3 separate regions of the Homo sapiens genome follow, and all the other regions are linked to region 2. The links are chromatin contacts, found by Hi-C or POLR2A ChIA-PET in ENCODE. All regions are on one chromosome and are shown on one strand. The core of a region is the stretch at or near the end of the contact, and the rest is flanking DNA. Distances in the headings are between cores, read along the strand shown. Region 1 holds the start of ZNF280C (zinc finger protein 280C). Region 2 holds the start of MBNL3 (muscleblind like splicing regulator 3). Region 3 overlaps ELF4 (E74 like ETS transcription factor 4).

What was found. Hi-C counts contacts between places; a loop is a spot of excess contacts on that map. ChIA-PET counts read pairs that join two places held with the same protein, here RNA polymerase II (POLR2A). Pooled maps may share reads with other maps.
Region 1: a loop to region 2 is called in a map of naive thymus-derived CD4-positive, alpha-beta T cell, with 6 times the contacts of the local background. The contact joins the promoter of ZNF280C here to the promoter of MBNL3 in region 2. A Hi-C loop is called at or near these places in 1 of 168 maps with a recorded cell type or tissue (naive thymus-derived CD4-positive, alpha-beta T cell), 3 of 37 single-sample maps with no recorded cell type and 9 of 50 pooled maps. POLR2A ChIA-PET finds 5 or more read pairs at or near these places in 1 of 52 experiments (H1).
Region 3: a map of OCI-LY7 shows a loop between it and region 2 (10-fold over the local background). The contact joins the enhancer-like site here to the promoter of MBNL3 in region 2. A Hi-C loop is called at or near these places in 2 of 168 maps with a recorded cell type or tissue (CD8-positive, alpha-beta T cell and OCI-LY7), 6 of 37 single-sample maps with no recorded cell type and 9 of 50 pooled maps.

The regions. Positions count from the first base shown.
Region 1 is chrX:130,267,291-130,270,546 of GRCh38, reverse strand. It overlaps ZNF280C (zinc finger protein 280C), which reads left to right and starts at 1,648. Exons shown (of 19, transcript NM_017666.5): 1 at 1,648-1,785. RefSeq lists a silencer at 1,868-1,947.
Region 2 is chrX:132,487,606-132,490,606 of GRCh38, reverse strand. It overlaps MBNL3 (muscleblind like splicing regulator 3), which reads left to right and starts at 1,569. Exons shown (of 9, transcript NM_001386889.1): 1 at 1,569-1,756. RefSeq lists a silencer at 721-1,290.
Region 3 is chrX:130,090,592-130,093,769 of GRCh38, reverse strand. All of the region lies in intron 1 of ELF4 (E74 like ETS transcription factor 4), which reads left to right. Among named protein-coding and RNA genes, the nearest start is that of ELF4, 18 kb to the left of the region's middle. RefSeq lists a silencer at 2,036-2,085. Within about 2 kb of position 1,454, at least 18 of the 41 ENCODE cell types and tissues checked have a DNase peak (open chromatin) inside an H3K27ac peak, as active enhancers do; they include CD8-positive, alpha-beta T cell and OCI-LY7, where a contact is called at or near this core.

The sequences.
Region 1 (3,256 bases), core at 399-2,898, 2.2 Mb after region 2:
TGCCCGGACTTTCTTATCACCCTGACCGGAAGCAGGGACCAACTATGCATGCTCCAAGATTTTGGGACTTTTCACTGTTTTATTTTGATTATTCTCTGTCTTTTCCTGTAAAGCTTATTTTCAGGGTCAGAAGCAAATAGCTGTATAAATAAGAAAGAAAAAACTAGCTCAAATAAAAAAAATGGTAGGATTCAGTGACAGGATTTACGTGTGTGTTATGTAAGCCACACGATATTTTCAGTCTGGGCAACTCTTAAGAGATGAATTGGGCCAGGCGTGGTGGCTCACGCTTGTAATCCCAGCACTTTGGGAGGCCGAGGCAGGCAGATCACCTGAGGTGGGGAGTTCGAGACCAGCCTGACCAACATGGAGAAACCCCGTCTCTACTAAAAATACAAAATTAGTCGGGTGTGGTGGCGCATGCCTGTAATCCCAGCTACTCGGGAGGCTGAGGCAGGAGAGTCACTTGAACCCGGGAAGCGGAGGTTGCGGTGAGCCAAGATCACGCCATTGGACTCCTGCCTGGGCAACAAGAGCGAAACTCCGTCTCAAAAAAGAAAAAGAGAGATGAACCAGTACTGCTATAAACCTTGTGGAGAAATTTGGGAGAAGAAACTTTTACAGTTCAAAGCACAATGTCTAGAAAATGTTTCTGTAAGCAGTATTTTGGCAAGTGTTTTTCTTGTAAATGTATTTACAAGTTCCAGTGATTCTCCCGCCTCAGCCTCCCAAGTAGCTGGGATTACAGGCATGTGCCACCACACCCTGCTAATTTTGTATTTTTAGTAAAGATGGGGTTTCACTATGTTGGTCAGGCTGACTGGGGTTCAGAGAAGGAGGAGGAGAAAGGCGAGGAGGAAAGGGAAGTGGTCTCAAACTCCTCACCCCAGGTGATCCACCCACCTCAGCCTCCCAAAGTGCTGGAATTAGAAGTGTGAGCCACCGCGGCCAGCCCACGGACGGACGGCTGGTACTTACATGTGCACAAGTGCAGCTACTTTACTTACCGTCGAAGGCAGCGGAGGAAGTGTAATTGACTAGCGTGGATGCAGCTTTTCTAAGCAAACGCTCGATTTAACCTGGAGTTGTCATCCCACAAAATACATTGTACCTGACTACAGAGAAACATGAATTCTGGGTCTTCCTTGTGTGTAAGAGTAAATGTATTTTTCCTTAGCATTTTTTGTACCTACTATAGGCATCCATATGGCAATTAGAAGTAACAGAGAGACAAGCAAAACCATATGTTTAAAACAAAAGGTAAAAATAACTAGTATTTTGAGACGTGTTTCAAGTACAGTATTTCCAGAAAACAATATATTTATATTTTTAACTCGTGTCTTTAGCCCTCACACACAAGGAAGACCCAGAATTCATGTTTCTCTGTAGTCAGGTACAATGTATTTTTTGGGATGACAACTCCAGGTTAAATCGAGCGTTTGCTTAGAAAAGCTGCATCCACGCTAGTCAATTACACTTCCTCCGCTGCCTTCGACGGTAAGTAAAGTAGCTGCACATGTGCACATGTAAGTACCAGCCGTCCGTCCGTGGGCGGTTAAAAGGCCCCGGATGTTCAGGGGGTGGAGTCGGCGTCTACCCATGAGGCAGCGCGTGCAGTTATATACTTCTGCCCCCGGCTGAGACGCCGGTTCCGCGCTGGAAGTCTCCGGGGGAGTCGCTGTTGCTGAGGCTGTCGCCTGAGGTTTTTCGCGCTCCTCCCTTTCCTCCTCCTCTTTCTCCTCCTCCTTATCCGAACCCCAGTCAGACCGATCTGCTCTGCTCTCGGTAAGCGGCCCCCGCCCCCGCCTGTGCCGCGCGGAAGGAGGCAGCAGCTCTCCCGCGCGGCCGAGGCAGCCTTCCCCAGAGGGCGGTTCTGAGGGCGGCTGGCTGAGGGTCTCTATGCCGGTGCGGATCGACGGGGGTGCGGGGGAGGGGACAGGCTTGGCGGCGTGGTAGCTGGTGGGCCACCATCTTGCGCCGGGCCCTGAAGGGGGAGGGTTTTCTGGAGGTAGAGCCTGGCGGCCCGCGGCGGGCAGTGGTTTCGCGGGCCGCGGCAGCTGCGGCAGCCTTCTCACCTCCTGAGTCCTGTCGGTCTGTTTCCAACCCGGTTTGGGCTTTTCATTCTGGAGGCAACTCCCTTTCGTCTTTTGTACGGTTGATACTGATGTTTGACGGAGACCCGCCCACCCTCAAGTCTCTTCAATCAAACGAAAAGAGACTTGAGGGGATTCCGAACTTTCAGGCATCAGAGACCCTGTGACCCCTTCTTTCTGCGCAGGTTCCCCCCACACAGGACCGGTCATTCCATGCCCACAACCTTGTTCTGGCCAAAGGGACTTCCCTTCTCTGTCACAGAAATCGTGCTCTATTCCGTTATTGTCTAGAGGATAAGAGCCCTGAGGAGAAACGTGGAGTTAAATACACTATATTCTAACTAGGAGGTTTGCAGGTTTTACTTAAAGAGATGGAAAAAATTATGCTGAGGTATACTCCTGCTCTAGAGATGGAGGGAGTTCCTTTCAACTTCTCTCAGGTTTTAATGCTTTTTTAAGGAGAAATTCGAGAGGAAATTGTCAAGTGAACCAGCTTCTGCAAGCACGGGAGACCTTCATCCAGGGGATTCTCTTTGTTTGGAAAGATTTGTTAGTTTTGTGGAGTTTTTTAAATCTGCGACCTTAAATTTTTTTTACTATTGTTTTCAGGTTTGGACTATGAGTTGTAATGTCTTTTAGTGCCCCTAAACATAAAATAGAAACCTAGAAGTAGAGTTTTAAACTGCAAAAGTCTCCTCTTAGTATTTGTGAGGTGTCCTGGTTTGGGGGTTACTGTGCAAACTTAATCTCCTTACGCAGAAACTTCACTGAGCCTACAAAGGCACTGATTTGCTTGTAAAATTAGGGCTGTGTACCTTTGATGTTTCTACAGCAGTACAGATTCCATTATAATCGTATCTTGCATTTGTATATTTCATTGGTAGCACCCCTTTTGAGATGGGCTGTAGGGTGTCGTTAGAACTGTTTGAAGATGAGGAAACAGCCTCAAGGACAGAACTTTACCGAGGTCATGTGCCTAGGAAGTGATGGAACCAATTCTTAAACCTAGGCTTTCTGACCCTCATCCAATGTTCAATTTGGTATATTATGTCTCACTTTTTGTGAGAGTGAGGTGGTCACGGAGAATAAGCAAGGAGGCTCACTTAAAAGTTTTAAGAAGTATTATTCAATTCCTTTTTCCTTTATATTTTTATTTTTAAGGC
Region 2 (3,001 bases), core at 320-2,819:
TATAAAATTGCATTTGCTTTGTCCATTTTCCAAAGTATCTGGAACCTTACCTCAGGGTTCCTCTTATCCTGCAAACTCCGTGGAAGAAGGGGAACAGATTGCACTGATCAGCATTTCCCTGTCTGAAATTCTTAGAGGGAAATAAACGATTGGGGCATTTATGAAAGATAAAACCCCCAAGAAGGCAGCTGGTGAGTATGAATGTATTTATTTAGCCTGTAGCGAGTGGACTTATTCATCGACTAAGATCAATTTTGAAAGGACCCATTTCGCCTCACCTGTCTGGGAAGTGTCTATGAGCGTCCCGCTGTGAACCACACTGCCTTTCTCACTGGCACTTCAGTTCCTGAAGAGCCAGAAACTTTGCACCCCTACCCCAACCCCGCCTCTGGGGATGTGTGCCTGCTTCGTTTGTTTTCGCTTTTGTAAAATCTGAGCGTTATGATTTGTCCCCCTTTCCCTTCCTAATGAAATGACAAAGGGTCTGTGCAGCGGGGGCTGGGCTGCTGGGTTTGGGGGCGAGGCGCCACACCCCCTGAGAATAAAGCCCGCGCTGCGCTCTCGGAGAACCAGGCACGAGTGAGCGAACCACACAAAGAATATATTTCGCGACGAAACAGCGCCCTACAGGAAGAAAGTGCCCGCACTCCGAGCGTGAGCCGCAGCGCGACTTTTTGGCGCTCTTTGGGAGCAGTGAGAGAGAGGCGGAGGCCAGAGAGTCCGGGGTGGGCGCGGGAGCCGGGGCGGCCCTTGGCCGCATTCCCGCCCGTCCCGCAGCGGCGCGCGGAGCCAGGTGAGGTTGGCGGCGGCGCCGCGCTACCTGGCCGGGCGGGGCGGGGCCGGGCGGCCGCGTGCGCCGCTTCCGAGTCCGGCGCTCCGGATGCCCGCCCGCGCTCCGCTGGCCCGCGGAGTTTCGCGGGAGTTTCCGTTTTGGCGCCTAAAGCCCCTCGCTGGCGCCGTTTCCCTCCGCGTGCCGCGTCTGTCCGGCGCGGGACGCACGGAGGCGCGGCCCCAGCCCGGGCTGCCTGGGGTCGGCGGGGCTGCGCGAGGGGACGTCTGGCGTCCGGCGGAGGGCACTGGCCCGGGAGGAGGGCACGCCTTTGGCAAAGGCCGGGCGGGGTTGGGACCGGGGTTGCTATGGTAGCTGCGAGCCCGGGCGGGAGCCCCACGCCCGGCCTCCGCGAGGGAGCTGGGGCGCTCCGAGGTGTGCTCCGAGTGGACTGAACCAAGAGCCTGGGAGGAGCGGGTAGGGCCGGCCCGTGGCCTTGTCCCCTCCTCCCACAGCCCGCCGGCCGGCCCCGGGAAGGGGCCTCGAGGAGCCCAGAAAAGAAAGTATTCTGGCCCCTGGAACCGAAAGGAGTCTTGCAAAAAGCACGAAGGGGTCAAGGGGGCCGAAGGGAGAGGGGGAACCGTCGCCTCCGTCCGAGAGTCAGCGTGCGCGTGTCTGTAGACTTGACATTTTATACCCCAGAGCGGCCGACTTGGAGCCGGGTTGCAAGTCCCAGCCCTGAAGTTCTGGAGGTGGGGCGGGCTTTAATTTGCTTATATCTAATGATTTCAGGAACCTCGCTTTAAAATGGCGGCATTCAGTATGCACCCCTGCTAAAGGCTCTCCCGGCACCGGGGCCACCTCGCGCAGCGCTGCTTTTGCTTCTGCCGCTAACAGATGGCATGTGCCGCTGTCGCTGCCGCTGCCCCTGCTGCTGCCGCTGAGAGCAGGGCCCCTTAGCCTCTGGGTTTGCGCTAGCAGCGTAAGGTAAGGCTGGAGATGAATTGGGATTTGTAAGAGAGGCTGCCTTCCTCGGACGCCGAGGAAATAATGCCTTTTAAACTTCATTTTACAAAATAGCAAATAGGAGGAAAAGTCATCCTGCAACTTTGTTGCGATTTTAGAGCTTTGATCATTTTCCTCCTCCTTTCCTCCTCCTCCTTTTTCTTCTTCCTTCTCTTCCTCCTCTTCTCTTCCTCCTCCCCTTCCTTCCTTCTTTCTTTTTTTCTACTTTCTTCTTTTTAATTTAAAGGAACTTCTTGCATGGCATATAATCAGCAAATGCTTTTTAACAACGAATTTCCCCATTTTCACGCGATATCGTGAGCAGTGCCACAGCTTCCTTGCAGAACCTTGTCTCTTCCTGCCCTGAGTCAACACGTTTGGGCAGCTCGCTTTTACTACTGGGGTTTGAAGGGCATGAGAGTAGATTTTAGGAGACTATTAAAAAGGGAACTTTAGTTTTTAACACTCACACAATAAGCTTTTATGGTAAGAAAACGAAATTAAACCCAGACGAGTAATGAAAGTTGACATTTAAGTGATTCTTTGTTGTGGTTTCATAATTAGGGTAATAGACCTACTGTGTGTTTTTCTGAGCACTCTTAGATAGCTAGCTAGCTAGCTAGCTAGCTAGATGATAGATAAAACAGATAAATTAATTGTGGCTCTAATTAAAGTAATATGTTTTAAAGGAGTTATTTTCTCCTAGATGTTCTTACATCGTTTGTAAATTGAGCTGGGATCCCCACAGCCTCTCCGTATTTGTGGGTAGACTTCATGGGAAAGAATCAATTAAAACAAAACTTGCAAGATTTAATTTTGAAGTGATTGGTACTTTTTTTATTAAGCGGACTCCCTGCTTTAGTGAATAAACGTTTGGGTGATTACTGATATAATGTTTGGAAAACAGATTGTTGGTATGTGGGAATGACTAAACATCCATGCTTGATACAATTTATCTGAATTTTGTTTTGTTTTGTTTCCCCCTCCAGTGAAAGGTAAATAGACAATGAGGCTTATCAGACACCTTGGATTTTTCCTGATTATATTTCCATCTTCTCCTTGGCCCATGAAAATCTAATCCTGAATGTTTAACTACTTTTTAAAATAATTTTTAACTTTTTTCTAATGTGCGATACTTTTGGGGGATGCTTTCATATTTACCAACACTTCTTCAAATATAGACTAAAATGGGCTTCTGCCCACAGCTCAGCTGATAATATTCTATCG
Region 3 (3,178 bases), core at 205-2,704, 2.4 Mb after region 2:
AACAATATCACTACGGGGAAGCCAAGGTGATTGTGTCCATCCACCACGAGGCCCCCGAACCAGGCAGCAAGGCTTCTAGAGCCAGCATCACATAGTTCTGGCCTGTCCCCAGGAGGACTGGCAACTGGGCAGAGAGGTCCAAAGCCTCAGGCTGCTTACAGCTGTTCTGACCCATGGCCTTGGGAGGGTCTCACTGAGTGGGTCACCTGCCTGCACAATAACCTCACAGGCACACAGCCCTACGGCTAGGAACCCCACCTTGCAACAGCACCTGGGAGGTACTTAAGAGTGGAAGTCACCACACCAAGTCATCAGCCACCATGGAATGTGAGAGTTTCCTGCTACATCACCCAGAAAATGCCTCTACCCTTGACCCATATGTGATATAATACAGTTGACCCTTGAACAACATGGGTTTAAACCACACGGATCCACTTTATATGTGGATTTTTTTTTTTTTTTTCTGAGACAGAGTTTTGCTCTGTCACCCAGGCTGGAGTGCAATGGCGCGATCTTGGCTCACTGCAACCTCCGCCTCCTGGGTTCAAGCAATTCTCCTGCCTCAGCCTCCCAAGTAGCTGGGATTATAGGCTCACCACTGCACTCCAACCTGGGGGACAGAGTGCCTGCCACCACGCCATCATGTTGGCCAGGCTGGTCTCGAACTCCTGACCTCAGGTGATCTGCCTGCCTTGGCCCAAAATGCTGGAATTATAGGCATGAGCCATCACACCCGGCCTATATGTGGATTTTTTTTTTTTTTAACAGTATTCTCAAGATTCGAAACCTGAGTACAGGGAGGGCCACCTTTTTGGATTTGTGGGCTCCACAGGCCAACTGCGGGACTTGAGTGTGCATGGATTTTGGTATTCCCAGGTGGTCCTGGAACCAATCCCCAAGTATGCCAGGGGACAACTGTACTTTGCCCTCCGTTGTCGCCTGTGTCCATTGGTGCTAGGGACAAGGCCCCTGCAAAATTACGAAGTGACATTGATTTCAATGTCATCTGCCCCAGTGAACTAACCTCTCATCCTCTTGCTTCATTAAACCTGTCCCTCCATTCGAAGCCACCCTGGGCTAGTCCTTCCTGGACATTGACCTCAGCATTTATATTCCAGTTTTTTATCCAGTCCTCTAAGGCCAGGCTCACTCCACCCCTCAAGGTGACAGCTAGGTAAAGTGATAAAGTCATTTCTACTCATCTGGTAGTAGGAGAGGGTTTGTGGAGAGGGTTTGTGGTAGCAAGAGAGCCCCAATCTCCCTCCCAGGTACTGCATCCGCTTGTACCTGCTCCTAGCCCAAAGCAGTCTGGTAGACCTGCCACTGGGGCGTCCCCTTGTGTAGACAGCTGTCTCCTCAGCCTTCCTGTGAGGGATCCTCCCCACTCACCACGCAGGGCCCTTCCCTCTCTGCACTCCCTGACCTGTGTGAGGCAGGGGCGGGGCTGGGAGGGCCAGCAGGCCCCGAAGGGGAAACTGCTGAAACCCCTGGGACAGGAAGTGGCAGAGAAGGGCTGTTTCCGCTGGCAGAGCAGGGGTGCGGTGAGAGCTGGCCCTATCTCCTACTCCACTGCCTGTCTGCTGTGGGCCCTGGGAGGCTGGGGAGAGGTGAGAGTCCTTTCCCTGTCTCCCTCCCAAAAAAGTGGAGGCTTTTAGCCCACCGGACTGGAGGGAGGGGAGGGCTCTTTCAGAGGAGGCCATCTTCATTTTGCAAGGAGAGGAATTCCGAGAGGAGGGCAGAAAGGTCAGCAGACGGGAAGGGTGGGGCAGGGCAGGTGAGTGTGGAGTGAGGGAGGCCCATGGGGGCAGCGGAAAACCACAGCTGGGCAGAGGACCCTTCTGTAAGCTTTTGTTCTGAGGGTAAATGATCAGGACCATGCCTGCTAAGAACTGTGGGAGATGGTAATGCAGTTGATCACTGCCTGTCTAAGTCATAGGGCTAGACAGGCCCTTAGGTCACCCAGTCCAACCCCCTCATTGTGCAGATGAGGTAACCGAGGCACACAAAGCAGAAGTGACCTGCTCGAGGTCACATCATGGGCAGAACTCACGTCTCCTAACCCCAGCCCAGGACCTTCTTTCTGATGAGAATCTGCTGAGTTGTATTTGGCATCCCACACCTCCCTGCAGGCACCTCCATCCCCAAGTGCTCTGTGACATTCTTCTCAGAAATCAACATGATGGGGTGGGTGTGGTGGCTCACGCCTGTAATCCCAGCACTTTGGGAGGTGGAGGTGTGAGGATGGCTTGAGGCCAGGACTTGGAGACCAGCCTGGGCAATATAGCAAGACCCCATCTCTGAAAAATAAATAAATACAAATTTGAAAAAATATATATTTTTTTGAGATGGAGTTTCACTCTTGTTGCCCAGGCTGGAGTGCAGTGGCACGATGTCGGCTCACTGCACCTCTGCCTCCCGGGTTCAAGCGATTCTCCTGCCTCAGCCTCCTGAGTAGCTGGGATTACAGGCGCCCACAACCATGCCCAACTAATTTTTTGTATTTTTAGTAGAGACGGGGTTTCATCATGTTGGCCAGGCTGGTCTCAAACTCCTGACCTTAGGTAATCCACCCGCCTCGGCCTCCCAAAGTACAGGGATTATAGGAGTGAGCCACTGTGTCTGGCCTAAAATAAATTTTAAAAAAGAAATGAACTTGGTGAATTTATTCACACTGAAGCCTTTAGTCCAGCATTCAGCAAACCTTTCCTACAAAGAATTGGTTGAGCCAGTTTATTTGAGACCAACCTGGACAACATGGCAAAACCCTGTCTCAACAAAAAATACAAAAAGTTAGCCGGGCACGGTGGCGTGCACGTGTAGTTCCAGCTACTTGGGAGGCTGAGGCGGGAGGATTACTTGAGCCTAGGAGACAGAGGTTACAGTGAGCCATGATTGTGCCACTGCACTCCAACCTGGGTGACAGATCAAAACCCAGTCTCAAAAAATACATATATTAAAAAATCACTATATGTCAGGAAATATTTTTCTTTTGATTTTTCCCAATCATTAAAAAATGTAAAACCCATTCTTAGCTCATGGGCCGTCTAAAAATGGACCGCAGGGCTGGGTTTGGCACATGAGCCATAGTTTATGAACCCCTGCTTTGGTCTAAGAAGTAAAGCTAAGGTGTCATGAGGAGGAGGAGAGAGTGTGCCAGGTGGGGAGGAAGCAGGGAAGG